Regions from separate parts of the Homo sapiens genome. Here all the other regions are linked to region 2. The links are chromatin loops, found by intact Hi-C in ENCODE. Cell type or tissue: dorsolateral prefrontal cortex. All regions are shown on one strand.

Region 1 (5,000 bases), 600 kb before region 2:
ATTCTTCTGCCCCAGAGGCTCTGGACAGGTGGTCTGGACCCAGGTAATTGGCAGTCCTATGAAATCCCCTTCTACTATGGTCTCCCGACGATTCAGAGTGACCGTCTACTTACCTTCTGTCAAAATCTGTTTCAAGAAAGACTGTTTGAAAAAACTCCAAGTCAGTTTAGCCTCTTTCCAGTTTATAAACGCCTAGAAGAGAAAACAAAACAAAACAAAAACATCACAGGCGTTGCAAGTCTAAGAATGCAATGCTACATGAGAGGCAAATGCAATCTGGTCTCTAAATCCCAACTTGGATAGTCTCCACTGAATCCTCATCCAATGCTAAGCACACAGAAGGCATCTCACAAACACTGGAGAAGAATTTACATTACTAAACACAAAGCCAAAGTCTGTAAGGGCCTGCCCAAGACTCATATACTGAGACCCCTAAAGAATTGCTGCTGTCCCTTGGGGGCCCACACAGTACACTGACCACAGCTAACACGTACAGCTCACAGTTTGTTCTTTCCTTAAAAACTGTCTAAAGCATGCCAGGCTGCAGAAGAAATTCTGCTCCATATACTGCACATTGTAATGCTATGTTCAGCCATCCAGGGCCCTTTTACACAAAGTATAGGAGCTGCCCTTCTGCATTACAAAAGAAATTTAGCCTTCGCAGGTCAGGTAAACCACTCAGAATGGGTATGACAGAGGAACGGAGAAAATAAAATTTCTGATATGACTCTTCTAAAACTCCAGGCCAGGCGAGGTTGCTCACGCCTATAATCACAACACTTTGGGAAGCTGAGGTGGGTGGATCACTTGAGGCCAGGAGTTTGAGACCAGCTTGGCCAACATGGCAAAAACCCCATCTCTACTAAAAATACAAAAATTAGCTGGGCGTGGTGCTACGTGTCTGTAATCTCAACTACTTGGGAGGCTGTGGCACAAGAATCGTTTGAACCTGGAAGGCAGAGGTTGCAGTGAGCCAAGATGGCACCACTGAACTTCAGCCTGGATGACAGAGCGAAAATCTGGCTCAAAAATAAATAAATAAATAAAACTCCCAGCGGCACCAAATGGCCCATTTCCTAAGGACAAGGAAACACTTAGGTAGGGTAGAGGTCAACCTATTAAGAGACAGGTGGCCTCAAAGCCAGGGAGCTGAGCACAAAATGGAAGAGCAAGGCAGCCAGGGAGCTCGGTATCCTCTGACTCCTGTTTTTCTACCTCCCACAGTTCTCTCTGGGGCCCCCTCCTCTATCTTGTAGGCACCCTGGGATCCCAGAATATTTAGACTAGGTGTTTGGTTTTTTGTTTTGTTTTGTTTTAGAAACAGGGTCTCACTCTATCACCCAGGTTGGAATGCAGTGGCATGATCATAGCTCACTATAACCTCAAACTCCTGGGCTCAAGCCATCTTCCCCCCTCAGCCTCCAGAATAGCCGGGACTACAGGTGTGTGCCACCATGCCTGGCTCATTTTTAAAATTTTTGTAGAGATGAGGGTCTTGCTGCATTGCCCAGGCTGGTCTCAAACTCCTGGCTCAAGCAATCCTCCCACCTCGGCTCCCAAAGTACTGGGATTCCAGGCATGAGCCACCATGCCTGGTTGATGTTAGGTTCTTAATCCTAGGGTACTTGCATTTTGAAAAGTAGTGATTATCCAAAGTGATTACTTCTCAATGGTAGGATTTCAGAGGGCTTTTTGGGAGGGGAGGGCTGAATTACAAAGGCCAAGCCCACTCTACCTCTCCAAAAGGTCAGCCACAGCTCTGGAAGTGGGCCCAAGGGCAGGCCTGGAACCTGTCTCAGTCATGTGGGCCCCTGTTCTGGGCAGAAAGCCCATCCGTGAAGAGCAATGCTATCCAGTAGAAATGTAATGTTAAATTTTCTAGCAGCCACAGTGCACAGGAAAAAGAAACAAGTGAAATTAATTTTAATATATTTTATTTAACCAAAATATTATCATTTCAACAAGTAATCCCTGTAAAAAATATTTTTTTTCATATTAAGACTTTGAAATCCAATATGTATTTTGCATTTATGACTCATCTGAATTCAGACTAGCCATATTCCAGAATGCTCTATAGCCACATGTGGCTGGTGGCTAACATTTGGGACAGGGCAAGCCTAGAGCACCTCTGAAAGCAAGGATCACTTCTAGCCCCCATTCTCTTTACTCCTTGGTTTCTGAGCCTTTTTTCCAGACACAGGGAGTGCAAGTGTGAATCCTCCCAAACAGTGCAGCCCTCAGGGAATCAGAGAACCTAGAGCAGATGCCAGGTTATCTCTTTAGCCCAGGAGTAAATCTTCCCTGATGAGAAGGAAATTGGGCCACAAGATGTTTAAAACAGGCCATCTCCTTTCCCCGGAACAAAGAGCACCAGACAACTTCCTACCACTAGGGGGCACTGGGGACCACGTCATCTTCAGACTTGGATTCTGACCACAGCCGGCTTCAGCACCTTCTCTCTCTCACACTGCTCCTCACCCCTTGCCATGCTGTGGTGGTCCTCCCAGGGGTCAGCAAAGCAGGACCTGTCCCCTTTTAAAAGGAAACGAAGGCTGCTGCTTGTCATGAGGCTCTCGTGATGCCTGTTTGCCTGCAGGTTGTGAATGGATTTGGGAAGATGATTGAGCTCTTTAAAGACAAAGTTCTTTGGGAGAATGAGATCATGATGGTGTACCTAATCTGAGAGCTCATACTTGATTTTCCTAATGCCTTTGGTTTAAATGGGCCTGTGGTTCAGAAGGAATGGTGACACCACTTACTAAAAGTGCTCATTAAGGACACAGAGGCAGGAAATCCAATCTGAGATGCGGCTTCTGCAGGCAGGGGCTGAGTGGTGGGAGAGAGGAAGCATATGGTGGACTGTTACCATTCTATTCAGAATGGAGGTTCAGAATGGAGGTGTCACTTGGGGCGGTCAAAAGAGGCCTATTTCACAATAGCTGGGTTGGTACTGATGAGCTGATCTAAATAGCCAGGAATTTCCCTGGAATACCCTGACCAACAAGCCATTCCACTGCCCTCACTGTACTAACGGAGAAATGGCGGCTAAGGTGGTAAAAGGTGATGGATGGTAACTCCAGGGAAGGTCTGGAATCAGAACTCAGAGGCTCATCACACTTTCACCTGAGTCACTCGTCCACTTCCCAAACTCTTCTGACTCAGGATGATATGATCAGCCACATCCTTACCACAATGACAAGAGTCACTGGTGAGTGTGGGGCTACCATCCTGTCCACTGCCCTCTGTCACCTCCTCCACCCTACAGAGCACTCCTTCCTCTCCCTCTTGCTCCACCTATCCCAGTCACTCTGGGGCTATTGATGCTGCCCCAGCTTTATCCATCCTCCCACTTTCATCCATCCTCCCCCTGTCCTTACTCCTCACCTGGACAATTGCCACAGGCTCCCAATGAGCTTTTTTTGCTTCTTACTCTTTCTCTAGCCTATCCTTCTCATTGCAGGTTCAGGCTTTGGAGTCAAGCTTGGAGATTGGGGCTCGACCTGCAGTTCCTTGAATTATTAGTGTAAATGTCGCCGTGAACAAGATACTTAATTTTGCTAAGCCTTGGCTTTCTCATCTGCAAAATGGGATAAGAAGTCCTGTCTCATGGAGCCAGTATGAGGACTGAATGAAAAAAAATAAGACACTATAACTCTGTAAGAGACGGCAAGCTCCTCAATACAGACAGTTTGATCATGGTGCTGTTCAAAAACCTTTCATTAGGCTCCACTGCCCCTGAATTAAACCCAAGCTCCATAGCACTGAGGCCACTGCCACCTGACCCTAGCCTGGCAGCCAGGTTTACTTCCCTTCATAACTTCCCGCCACCTTTTCCTTTCTCTCCCTTCCCCCATTTTCCAGCCAACCTAAGTACCCCAGTCATCTCTACATTCCCAATTCCAACACAATGATGGGCAGGTAACAAGCACTGAGCAAATTTTCTTTCCTTCTGTGGTCACGAATGCCCATCTCTACCACACATATACATTTAACCTCTGCCCACCCATGTGTCAAAGTCCAGCACAAAAGAAGCTTCCTCCGTGAAGCCTTCCTTGATGTTCCTAGATGGAATTCAGCAGTCCTTCCTCTGTGCTTCTATTTTGATAACGCTAGACACACACTGTCCTATAGCATAGTTGAGTACAGATCCTATCTCTCCATCACCATGCAAGTTCTGAGGGTAGGGGCCTCACTCAGGGCACCTGGTACAGTGCCTAACATATAATAATGTTTAATACATGCTTGCTGAGTCAAATTCCTCAGCTTTACTTAAATATTAGCATATCTCTCATATTAAATCCCTCAGAAATGTCAATGAATATAAACGGAAGCCATTATTTGAAGTATCATTAATTTATTATAAGGTTAAATAAGCATCTTTAAAGAAGATGGAATTCTACAAGAACAGGAAGGGAAATCTTACAATTAAGTCAAATTGATAGTAAATATAATTATTTGACCAGCTTCCATTAAGGAAGTCCCCAGTGCAGAAAGCTGCTCTGGGGAGTCAAGTCAGGCATGCTGCTCATGGTAAAGTCATACACTGCGTTCATGCATTCAGAATCATCTCATTTCTTTTTTTTTTTTTTTTTTTTGAGACAGGGTTTCACTCTGTCGCCCAGGCTAAAGTGCAGTAGCATGAACACAGCTTACTGTAGCCTCAGTCTCCAGGGCTCAAGTGATCCTCCTGCCTCAGCCTCCAGAGTAGCTGGGATCACAGGCATGTGCCACCATGCCCAGCTAAATTTTACATGTTTTGTAAAGACGGGTTCTTACCATGTTTCCCAGGCTGGTCTCAAACTCCTGGGCTCAAGCAATCCTCCCACTTCGGTCTCCCAAAGTGCTGGGATTACAGGCTTGAGCCACCACACCCAGCCTCTTTTTTTCTTTCTCTTTTTTTTTTGAGACAGAGTCTTGCTCTGTTGCCCAGGCTAGAGTGTAGTGGTGCGATCTCAGCTCACTGCAACCTCCACCTCCTGGGTTCAAGCAGTTCTCCTGCC
Region 2 (5,000 bases):
TGCCACCCTGGGGCTTGGTGGAGCAGGTTGCCCTAGCTGCCTCTCTTTTGCATGTGCTACCTAGTTGCCTCTTACTGCAATGTTTGCTTTGGGGGTGGACAGAAAACCAGGACGTTATAGCTGGTTGCAAGCATAAGGCATAGCAATTTGCTGGTCCTGTTTTGAAAGACTGTGTTTTGAAATTTTGATTTACAAAACTGCTTTCATCACCATTGAACTACCTCAAGGCACAAGTTCAAAATGGAAGATACTCAAGTAAAAGCTGTAAAGCAAACAGCAGCAGTTAGAGTGGCATACGGTAAATATGCGTCCAGGTCAAGAGCCCTCACTGGAGAGGCAGCTGGAAGTGCTTTCACTGGGAAGTGGGAGGGCTGACTCAGGGGCTGGCCCTAGGGTCAGTGGCTGGACACTGTCTCCATTGGGGTGGCACTGGGAGTAGTTGTCTGGACAGGCAGACTCTCTCCACAGGGGTGATAGAAAGCAGTGGTAATTTCTAAAAGTGCCTGCATGTCTGCCATCACCTTCAGCCTCCTAAGAGCTGATGGGAGCTGGACTCAGGGACTGTTGCCCCACTGTGGAGACAAGGAGTGGGTACTCCAGCCAAGTTTGCAGTCTCAAATCAGGGTTGTTTTATTTGTTTTTAATACATTTTAATTATGGAAGTAATATTTGCCTACATAAAAAATTCATGTAATTTCAAAGTATATAAAGTAAGAAAAAAATTCTCTCTTCCTTCTCCTTAAAGAGAGGCAGACTTAGAAGTTTGGGGCCTCTACTTCCCCACCTCACTGCACATAATACATGACACAGACCGCATGCATATAGCTTCCACCCTAAGATGCCCAACACAGGTATTTTTCACTGAACCATGTACCACAGATATTTCCCATGTTTTTAAAGCAAAATGTTGGCTCTTTTCAATAAATTGCCATTATAAAAACTGCTACAATGGACTATGCACTCTACAGCACGTGGACCTCTACTTTATAGAGGTCTCTCCACCATGAGACCATCAGCTCCATGGGTGCAGCAGGAATAGGGTCTGTTTCTGCCCTCTGTTGTGTGGCTGCACCCAGCACAGTGCTTGTCCCATACATGAGCATGCCATTACTTCCTTCTTGAATGAAAGAACATAGAGTAATAATAACTAGCATTTGTCAGGTGCTTTCTGTGTGTGAGACACTGTTCCAAAGGCTGTGGGTGAATACATTCATTCTTCTTCACACAACTCTGTGAGACAGGAACTTGACAGATGGGGAAACTAAAGCACAAAGCAGTTCAGTAGCTTCCCAAGGCCATGTGACTTACGTGGCAAAGCTGGGATTTGAACCCAAGCTCTGCCACAGTCTGCAGGCTAACTATCATTAACCCCTGCAAACACATGCCCCTGTGTCTGCGTGCTCGTGTTCATGGTTTTGTGGGAGAGGATACAAGAAAAGGGTCTGCTGTGTCAGAAAGGATGCACATTTTAGGAACGTGAGTATTCTGCCTACCCATAGTGTGCAGGTGTCTGTGCTGCCCATGCCCTTGCTTACTCCAGCATTCCTGCTGCTGTCTCACACTGCTTCGCACAACCCTCCCCTAGAGCACAGGGTCCGTACTCTAAAGACTAGCTGGCTTAGAGTGATCATGGAATCATGGGGCTGCAAGGGGTTAAAGATCCTAGAGTCATTTCTCTCGTGACCTGGTGGTCATGGGAGAGTCGTAGTGATGACAGTAGTGGTGGTTGATTGTGCCTTGCCAAAGCTGGGCACATTGCTTTTATTACTGTCTCCACTGTTCACCTCTTACAACAACCTTACGCAGTACAGGTCCAATTATTATTGACATCTTACAGGTGTGGAGGAAACTAAGGCTTCACAGTATCAGGTAACCTGTCCACAGTCTTCTGACATGGAAGTGACAGGGCTGGGGTTAGACCTGGCCTGTCAGAGTCCAGAGCCCACCTTTTGAACTCCCACCTGTCCTGTCCCATATGGTAGTGCTGTTTGGAATCACATATCCAGTCTGTACAGGGCTCCTGACTCCCCCTAAAGTGCCTTTTCCTTAATACCCTACTTAGATGGGAAGCCAAACCCTGGAAACCTTTATCTAGCATGGGTTAGCTGGTTGTTGATTTAGAACAGGTTCTTAAAGACAGGTGTTTGTGTAATAGCTGTGGAAAGGGCACTTCCTCTCCGCTGTTCTGATGCTGAGCTGGATTCCTAGCAGGAGGGGTCTGGGGCAGGCGGGCGTCCATTGCGTGAGGCAACCTGGCTGGCAGGGCTGGCCGCGTGGGGCCCTGGTTTGGCTGCTGTTGCTGCCCTCTGCTGCTTCATAATGAAATTGCCTGTGTTCAACCTGAAGGGGTCACAGTGGCCGACTTGCTTAAAGAGGATAAGAAGAAAAAGAAGTTTTGCTGCTTTCGGCAACGCAGGGCTAAAGATCATGGTAAATTGCTGAGACTGAGCTTTCTTTTTCCGCAACATCTCTGATACCTTTTCCTTGCACATAGGCATTGTGTGAAGTGCATGTGCCGTGTGGTGTGTTCAGAAGATGCCTATATTTTAATTGCTTGATTTCTTTCTTCTTGTCTTTTTCCAAAATAATGTGCCCTTACCAAGATAGCATTGCAGTTTTCTTTTTGTTTGAACTGTACCTTATAAAGAAGCAGCTGAACCAACTCAAAAAATGTACTTGATTCGGCATGAATATTCTTAGACTGGAAGGCAGACTTTTAAAATACTTTTCCCCAAATGATTTTTTTAAATTTAAACCGTTTAGAAATTCCAATAATGTTATTTGATTGATTTTTTTTTCTCCAGGCTACATGTTTCAAATTGCTTCTCTGTCTTTTAGTCTCTGGCTACTTTGCCCAGGACTATGCCAAAGCTAGTAGTGGCAGCTTTAAGAATGAAATTAGCTGGATGCAGTGGCTCACACCTGTAATTCCAGCACTTTAGGAAGCCGAGGCAGGAGGATCACTTGAAGCCAGGAGTTTGAGACTAGCCTGGGCAACAAAGTGAGACCCTGTGTCTACCAAAAATTGTAAACAAAGAAGCAAACAAAAAAATCAGGTGTGGTGGTGCATGCCTATAGTCCCCAGCTACTTGGGAGGCTGAGGCAAGAGGATTGCATAAGCCCAGGAGTTCGAGGCTGCAGTCAGCGATATTGCGCCATTACACTCCAGCCTGGGTAACAGAGTGCGATCTCTGTCTCTTAAAAAATCAAAATAAATAAAAATAGACTTCAGGGATGCAAAGATTTGGGGGCACTTGCCTTTGAAAGTGAGAATGGGCTCGTGTGGGAAAGTTATATTTCCAGATATGTCCTAAAATGATGCTAAACATACCCTTCCTCAGAATCCCTGGAGTAGCTGTCAGGCCCATCCCCAGGCAGACAGTTAGGTGAGCAGCTGGCTCCCTGCCTTGCTCTGCCCAAGTCATGGCAGTGGTTCGACAGCAGCACAAAGCTTTGCCTATGCACACCAGCACAGTCGACCCAGTTCTGCCACCAGGATCGGCCCTGGTCACCTGACTCTGGGGAAAGTCTGTTTAAGGAGATTCAGACAGCAGGGACGTGAAGCCAACAACTAAGGGAACAGAGGGGACACACTGTACTCTTTTCTTTGAAGTGGCCTCTGGCCCCATGGGAATGCTGAGCTGAGAGGTTATGGGACGCAGATGGGAACAACCCGTGGATATCTGAAGAGGGTTATATTAGAGTCTAGGTCTCATCAGAAGGCCTAAAAGTGAAAAGGAATTAAGAGATTATCAGATATAAGCCCTTGTCATTCAGCACGTTGTGGACCCCAAAGGAGGGAGAAGAGGAGGTGGAACTTGCCTGAGGTGGGACAGTGAGTTAGGGGCAGAGTTGGGGCTGCCTTTTTTATCTGTAGCATTCACGGAAGGTTTATGAACAGGAGGCTGGGCTTGATGCAGCACCTGAAGGTGTCTGCAAGAAGAATGGCCTTCAGCTAAGCAGGAAATAGTGTCATGGACATAAGAAAAAACATCTTTAAAGACTGACATAGGAATATAGCTCTGGAGAGGTTACCAAAAGGAGATAAATGATTTCTGTCCCCAGAAAAGAAAACACCCCTCCTTGGTTCTGCCTTGCTGAATGCAGGCTTGGGCCTTGTGATTCTTTAAGGATTCTTGTGCCTTCTCCATTGTCTTTCTGAGATCTGCAGGGAGAGGAAGCAGGCTGACACATTTAAGGAACTTTATTTTGAGTGGGAATGGCTTTTTATTGACTGAAATACCTGGGGACTCAGGAAGGACTCCGACCCTGCTGGCACCAGGTGGGGCACGAGCCCTCATATGGATGCTGGGCTGCCCCTGTCCCTGAACACGCGGAGATAGTTATTGTCTGGGCATAATTCTTGCTTGAGACATGGAAACCTTGGTCTGGCCTTGACCTCCATTCTCCAAGAAGAGCCTGGCTTCTTTACAGCAGCAAGAGGCTGTTACTCTGTGGTGGCCTAATGTGTCTCTACTAGCATGTGCATGTGCCTTTAGGGGGTGTGTGGGCTTCTTCTGGATTTGGCAGGCCTGTACGTCATGGTACTGCTCATGTTTGTCATGAAAATAAGATGAAAACATGAGGTCTAGGTGTCAGGTACCCTGTCCCCTAGGAAGGCAGCCACAACTCAGCCACTGCTCAGTTGTCCAGCCTCACCCCCTACCCTTACCTTTGAAAAGAATGAGAAGCTTTAGGCTGCTTGGAGGTGGAAGGAAATGCTAAAATAAATTCCTGAGTGTGCAAAAAAGTCTGTCCTGTGGAGAACAGAGGAGTGAGGCTCTGAGGCCAAAGACATCTGTGAATGAGGCTACTAATGGGACAGGTTCTAGACGAGGCTGGAGGGCTCTGGGCTCAGTTTGATGTGTGGCAAGCCTTCCCTTCGGGGTGCCTTGACTGGAGGACTGAGGCTCTCCTGTGACGCCCTGAGGCCTCTGGGGAGCTACTGCTTCCTGTGCTGCACCCCATTCTCTGGGACATTCTACATGCAGAGCACTTGG
Region 3 (5,000 bases), 470 kb before region 2:
TGGATGTGGTGCTGGAAATGTTTTTGAAATGAACCATGGAGTCAAATATACAGGAAGGAGCTGGGGCAGAGCACCCTTTCTCTTGAAAAGCTATCCTTTTGGGGACTCTTTTTGACATAAGAATAAAAATAGCACTTCTCAAACTGAGTGCCATGCCAACCACTACCCATATTAGCCCACTGAAGCCTCACCACGCCATGCTTGGGTGCTGAGCTGGCCCCATTGTACAGACAAATCAACTGAGACACCGAAGGTGGAGTAAGTAACGTGACCCACGCCACAAAGCAAGTTAGCGGTGGAGCCAGGACTTCAGGAATCTGGCTTGAGTCACGAGGTTATGGACACAGGTCCTGGGGGTGCTGCTGGGGTTGTACTCTGAGTCCCCAGATAGATGTGGCCTTGGGGAGGCCTGTGGGGTGAGGACCCTGTGGCTCAGTTTCCTCGCCTGTCCAACAGAGATTATTTCCTCCCTTCCTCCTCTCCCTTTCTGAGGTCAGTCATCAGGGAACACAGGCCTGCGTATGCTGTGCTACTGCAAGGTAACCCCAAGCATCCTGTTACTTAGTGTAGTCACAGGCATGGGTTCATCCGCAAAACGCAGTCCTGGAGGCCTGACCTGAGTCTCAAAGCCTTGCACGGCACCTGCCCTGCTCCCTCCCCTCCACAGCCTCCTCAGCCAATGCTGGGCCCCTGTGCAGAGCAGCTTGTGTTTGGCAACACCGGTGGAGGCTTTGAGGTGGAGCCCCTCTGGCTGACACCCATGCAGATTGACCTCCCTGCTTTGTGCCCTTTGACCCTGAATTTGTAACCAATCAAGGCCGAAGGGGGGCATCTGGAAACCCTATCTCCCATTTCACCAGGAGCCTGTTCCTCCTCCCCAGGCTGGGCGGGGCTGGGCACAGGACGTGGCCACCAAACTGAGGTTCAAACCTCTCCGCAGCTATACATCCTTTAGCTTTACCGAGCAAGCCCCCATCCCTCAAGAACCCTCCTTCCTCAAGAACAAAGCGAGCTGACGTGAGATGGTGTGTGGAAGCTCCGAGAGCCACCATGCCACAACCACGAAAACAAGGAAACTCACTTAAAACTGGGCCTGGCCCACATATCCTGAGCCATTAAGTCCAAATGCCTAGAGTTTGAAATTGTGAGTCAAATGCTAAAGAAAGGGACCTTTAGATGGTGCTTAAGGTCCCAGCTTCAGCTCCTGCACCTGCACCTGCAAAGCTGTGATCACAGACCACTCTCCCGTGCTGTGACCACACTCAGGCCACAGCCTCGTACATACCCGAAGGCCTCGCACCGCTTCTGGTAGATGTCCATCTGGTGCTGCAGTGGGGCCGGGTCACTCTGGCCCAGGCGATTGATGTCTAGAATGGCCACAAGGTTGTCCAGCTTATAGATGCTGGCGAAGGCCATGGCCTCCCATACAGAGCCCTCTGACAGCTCCCCGTCTCCCAGCAAGCAATAGACTCGGTAGCTGTGGACAGAGAGTGAATCAGGCCAGTCCCTCTCACCTGGACCCAGCTGGCTCCCACCCCCCCACCCATCCAAGGAGCCTGCATTCTGGGTAAAGGAGCAGCCACGCATGGATATGCAGAACAGATGGCATTTACACTCGAGGGGCAACAGTGTCACCAGGTTCCTGCAGCCTACCACAAGCCACACCCCAAGAGAAAATGGCATGAAGGAAGACGTCAGGAGCTCAGGAAGAAGTACTGGTTGTTAAGAAACAGAGGTCTAGGACAACAGGGATCTGGCTAATAAGATCTAGAAAAATGGGGGTTGTTGGAATGAGAGGAAAGTGAGGAAGGGTGGGTGAATAGGCTTGAGCCACCTGCTGCAGGGGACAGACCCCGCTGTGAACCAGAGGTTGGAGGAGGCCTTGGGACTGGCTGGGTGGGCCAGTGGGAAAGGGGAACCTTGGGAACCAAGCTCTGCTTCTGCCCGGAGGAGGGAGGTGGGCCAAGGAGGCCTGAGGCACTCTAGGCAACACCCTGGAGCAAGAGGGCTCTGGGGAGGATAGAGCAGAGGGCACTTGAGGACCAGGCGCTTCCTGGGACAGGCTCTCCCCAAGCTTCCAAGACTAGCTCTTGACCCCAAGACTGAAGCTGCACCTGGCTCTTTCTCTACCACAGGGGCCCTCTCCTCCCCTCAACACAGGCAACTGTGATCTTTTCAAGACAGTGAGACGTTAAAAAGAACACTGAACTTGGGATAAATTACCCAGCAAACAGAACGTTCCCGGCCTGGGAGATGTGAGGGGATGGGGGTAGCAGAGGGACGGCAGCAACAGACAGGACTTGTCTGAAGGTCGCGCTGTCAGGAAGTTGCTGAGCCAGGATTCAAACGCAGGTCTGACTGTAGCCTAGACTGTCCGCTCCTTGCCGTGCAGGCATGCAAGTAGGGTGAGGAGTGGTAGGACTTGGGGACCTCCCCTTACCCTGCCCAGTGTCTAGCTGTGTAGCCCTAGGAAATGAGGCTGGTGCCTGGTTGGGCTCAGAGGGGACATGGCTGCCCTCCTGCTCCTGCAGGAAAAGGCCCTCAACCCGGCTGCATGCTCAGCAGTCCAAGCCTCCAGGCCTCCCTGCCGCAGGGCCAAGGCAGGGGCAGCAGGAAGAGGCTGGGACAGCTAGCCACGGAGCTGTCAGCATGACTCAGCACTTCCACATGCCAGCAGGCCAGGAGCACTCCCTGCAGCCTCTCCTGCCTCATACTGCTCTTCTGTGGCCTCCACCACAGGAGGTGGTGCCCCTGTGGGGTACCATGGCCAGAAGGACAAAGCCTCAGGCCCACACTTCAGAGGCCCTATCCTGTCCCAGCCTTGCCTCCTCTTTCCCCTGTAGGTTTTGAGGGGGCCCAGAGACCCTGCAGGGACTCTGGTCTGGCACAGCAGCTCCAGAAAGGGGCCACATGATGGGGCTGAGCCAGAGAAGCCAACTCGACTTCCCAGAAAGGGATTCCAGGGAAGGCAACTGGCTGCCACCCCAAGCCCACACCCACTTCCAGGGAAGTCGAACCGAGGCTAGCACTGGAGGCCCAGCACAGCTTTGGCTTCGAGACTAGGGACAAGGCTAAGCCCTACAGGGCCATCAGGCTCAGGTCAGAGGGCGTGCTGAGGTCCCGAGGAGATGCCAAGGAAGGGGTTGTGAACAGGGAAGGGGCCTACAGGAGCCTGGGCTAACCCTGAGGCTTGGTATTGCCTGAGCTGTTAGAGTTAGGGGTGGGGGGCTGCAAACATCCATTCATGAACTAATTTGAAGAGAGGGAACCCTAAACAGAAGGTCGACATTTGTTGTAGAACGATTTGGAAACTACCTTACGTGTCCAACAACAAAGGACTGGCTAGATGGATTATAGCATCTCCATAAAACAGAATATTATGTGATCATTAAAACCAGCTCTCAGGATGTGTGCAGTGGCTCACGCCTGTAATCCCAGCACTCTGGGAGGCTGAAGTAGGGAGATGACCTGAGGTCAGGAGTTTGAGACTGACCATCCTGGCCAACGTCATGAAACCCCGTCTCTACTAAATATATAAAAATTAGCTGAGTGTGGTGGTGCGCGTCTGTAATCCCAGCTACTCGGGAAGCTGAGGCAGGAGAATTACTTGAACCCAGGAGGCGGAGGTTGCAGTGAGCTAAGATGGCACCACTGCACTCCAGCCTGGGTGACAGAGCAAGACTCCATCTCAAAAAAACAAAACAAAACAAAAAAAACCAGCTCTCCACTGTTAATATCAGGAGAAAAAGCTCATGATAGAAGGCTTGGTTTAAAGTGTAATACTAGATTTTATATTATACACACACACACACACACACACACACACACACACACACACTGGGATTACAGATTTGTAAGCTTTTCTCATGATAACATGGACAAAATACATCATTAGATTTAAATTGGGGGTGGGAGGCAGTGTGCTAAGAATAAGGAAAACATTGGTTGGGTGCAGTGGCTCATGCCTGTAATCCCAGCACTTTGGGAGGCCGAGGTGGGCAGATCACAAGGTCAGGAGATTGAGACCATCCTGGCTAACATGGTGAAAGCCCGTCTCTACTAAAAATACAAAAAATTAGCCAGGCGTGGTGGCACGTACCTGTAGTCCCAGCTACTCGGGAGGCTGAGGCAGGAGGAGAATCACTTGAACCCGGGAGGCGGAGGTTGCAGTGGGCCGAGATCGTACCACTGCACTCCAGCCTGGGTGACAGAGCGAGACTCCATCTCAGAAAAAATAAAAATAAAAAAATAAGGAAAACGTTCATTTCTTAATATCATTCTGTACTTTTTAAACAGGAGGGCAGGGAGAAACAGTGAGTGGAGACCAGTTTGCTCTATCAAGACGCTACCTCCGGGTGCCTGGCCTGACATGATAATCCCTGGATGCCCTGGCCCCTTCCCCCAGGTACAGTCAGGGGCCTAGGCTCCAGGCAACCCTGGCCCCAAGCCACCCTGGCTTCTGGGAACCCAGCTAAACTCCTTCTCCCTACACTGACTTGTTCCATTATGTTAGGGTCAGGAAATGCCCCTTCACAGGGAATTATTTCCAGCAACTGTAGGGAATAATTAACTCACATCTCTGGTTCTCTGCCAAATAAAATGCTCTTAAACATGCATCTCATTCTTTGTGTGTCTCTCTCTCTTTACTTCATGGTGAATCACTTCTGGGTGTAGCCAAGCCTGCCCCAAGGCTCACCAAGGAATGAAAGCAAACTGTGGTCAGGTGACACTGGCCTGAAGGGGTCTGGAAGGGACTGTGAGGCCTCCTTGGAGAGCCAGTCCTGGGGAAGGGCCTGCACACAGAAGGTGCTCCCTGCAGCCTCCTGTCCTTCAAGGACCCACAGTCTTCCCGAACCCCACTATGGCACTTCTGCTGCAGGAGTGGAGGACAGGGCAGTGGAGATGCCATCAGCTGCAGAACTGGGCCCTTCTCACACCCTGCGGGCTGGCCCCACTGGCCTTCCTCCTCTAGGAGGCTTCCCGCCCACAGGACTCCCCGA

The links. A loop is a pair of places that touch in the nucleus more often than their neighbours do. Peaks named below come from ENCODE experiments on the same cell type or tissue, not always from the same donor. Only the 100,000 strongest peaks of a DNase experiment are listed, where the experiment ranks them.
Region 1: a loop joins it to region 2, with 3 times the contacts of the local background. A loop is called at or near these places in 19 of 110 quality-filtered maps.
Region 3: it touches region 2 in a loop (2.9-fold over the local background); 24 of 110 quality-filtered maps call a loop at or near these places.

What each region holds. Positions count from the first base shown.
Region 1 is chr3:53,111,717-53,116,716 of GRCh38, forward strand. It overlaps RFT1 (RFT1 glycolipid translocator homolog), which reads right to left. Exons shown (of 13, transcript NM_052859.4): 7 at 114-192. Among named protein-coding and RNA genes, the nearest start is that of RFT1, 16 kb to the right of the region's middle. RefSeq lists an enhancer at 2,618-3,817. In dorsolateral prefrontal cortex, CTCF peaks have their summits at 2,384 (motif pointing right) and 2,590; DNase peaks (open chromatin) are centred at 1,786 and 2,415; H3K27ac peaks cover 637 bases.
Region 2 is chr3:53,708,049-53,713,048 of GRCh38, forward strand. The region is part of intron 9 of CACNA1D (calcium voltage-gated channel subunit alpha1 D); the gene reads left to right. Among named protein-coding and RNA genes, the nearest start is that of CHDH, 140 kb to the right of the region's middle. In dorsolateral prefrontal cortex, CTCF peaks have their summits at 2,319 (motif pointing left) and 2,524; DNase peaks (open chromatin) are centred at 2,283 and 3,493; H3K4me3 peaks cover 320 bases.
Region 3 is chr3:53,233,698-53,238,697 of GRCh38, forward strand. TKT (transketolase) reads right to left here. Exons shown (of 14, transcript NM_001064.4): 5 at 1,286-1,477. Among named protein-coding and RNA genes, the nearest start is that of TKT, 20 kb to the right of the region's middle. RefSeq lists an enhancer at 2,676-3,484. In dorsolateral prefrontal cortex, no CTCF peak of the experiment used is centred here; a DNase peak (open chromatin) is centred at 2,644; H3K4me3 peaks cover 503 bases; H3K27ac peaks cover 3,439 bases.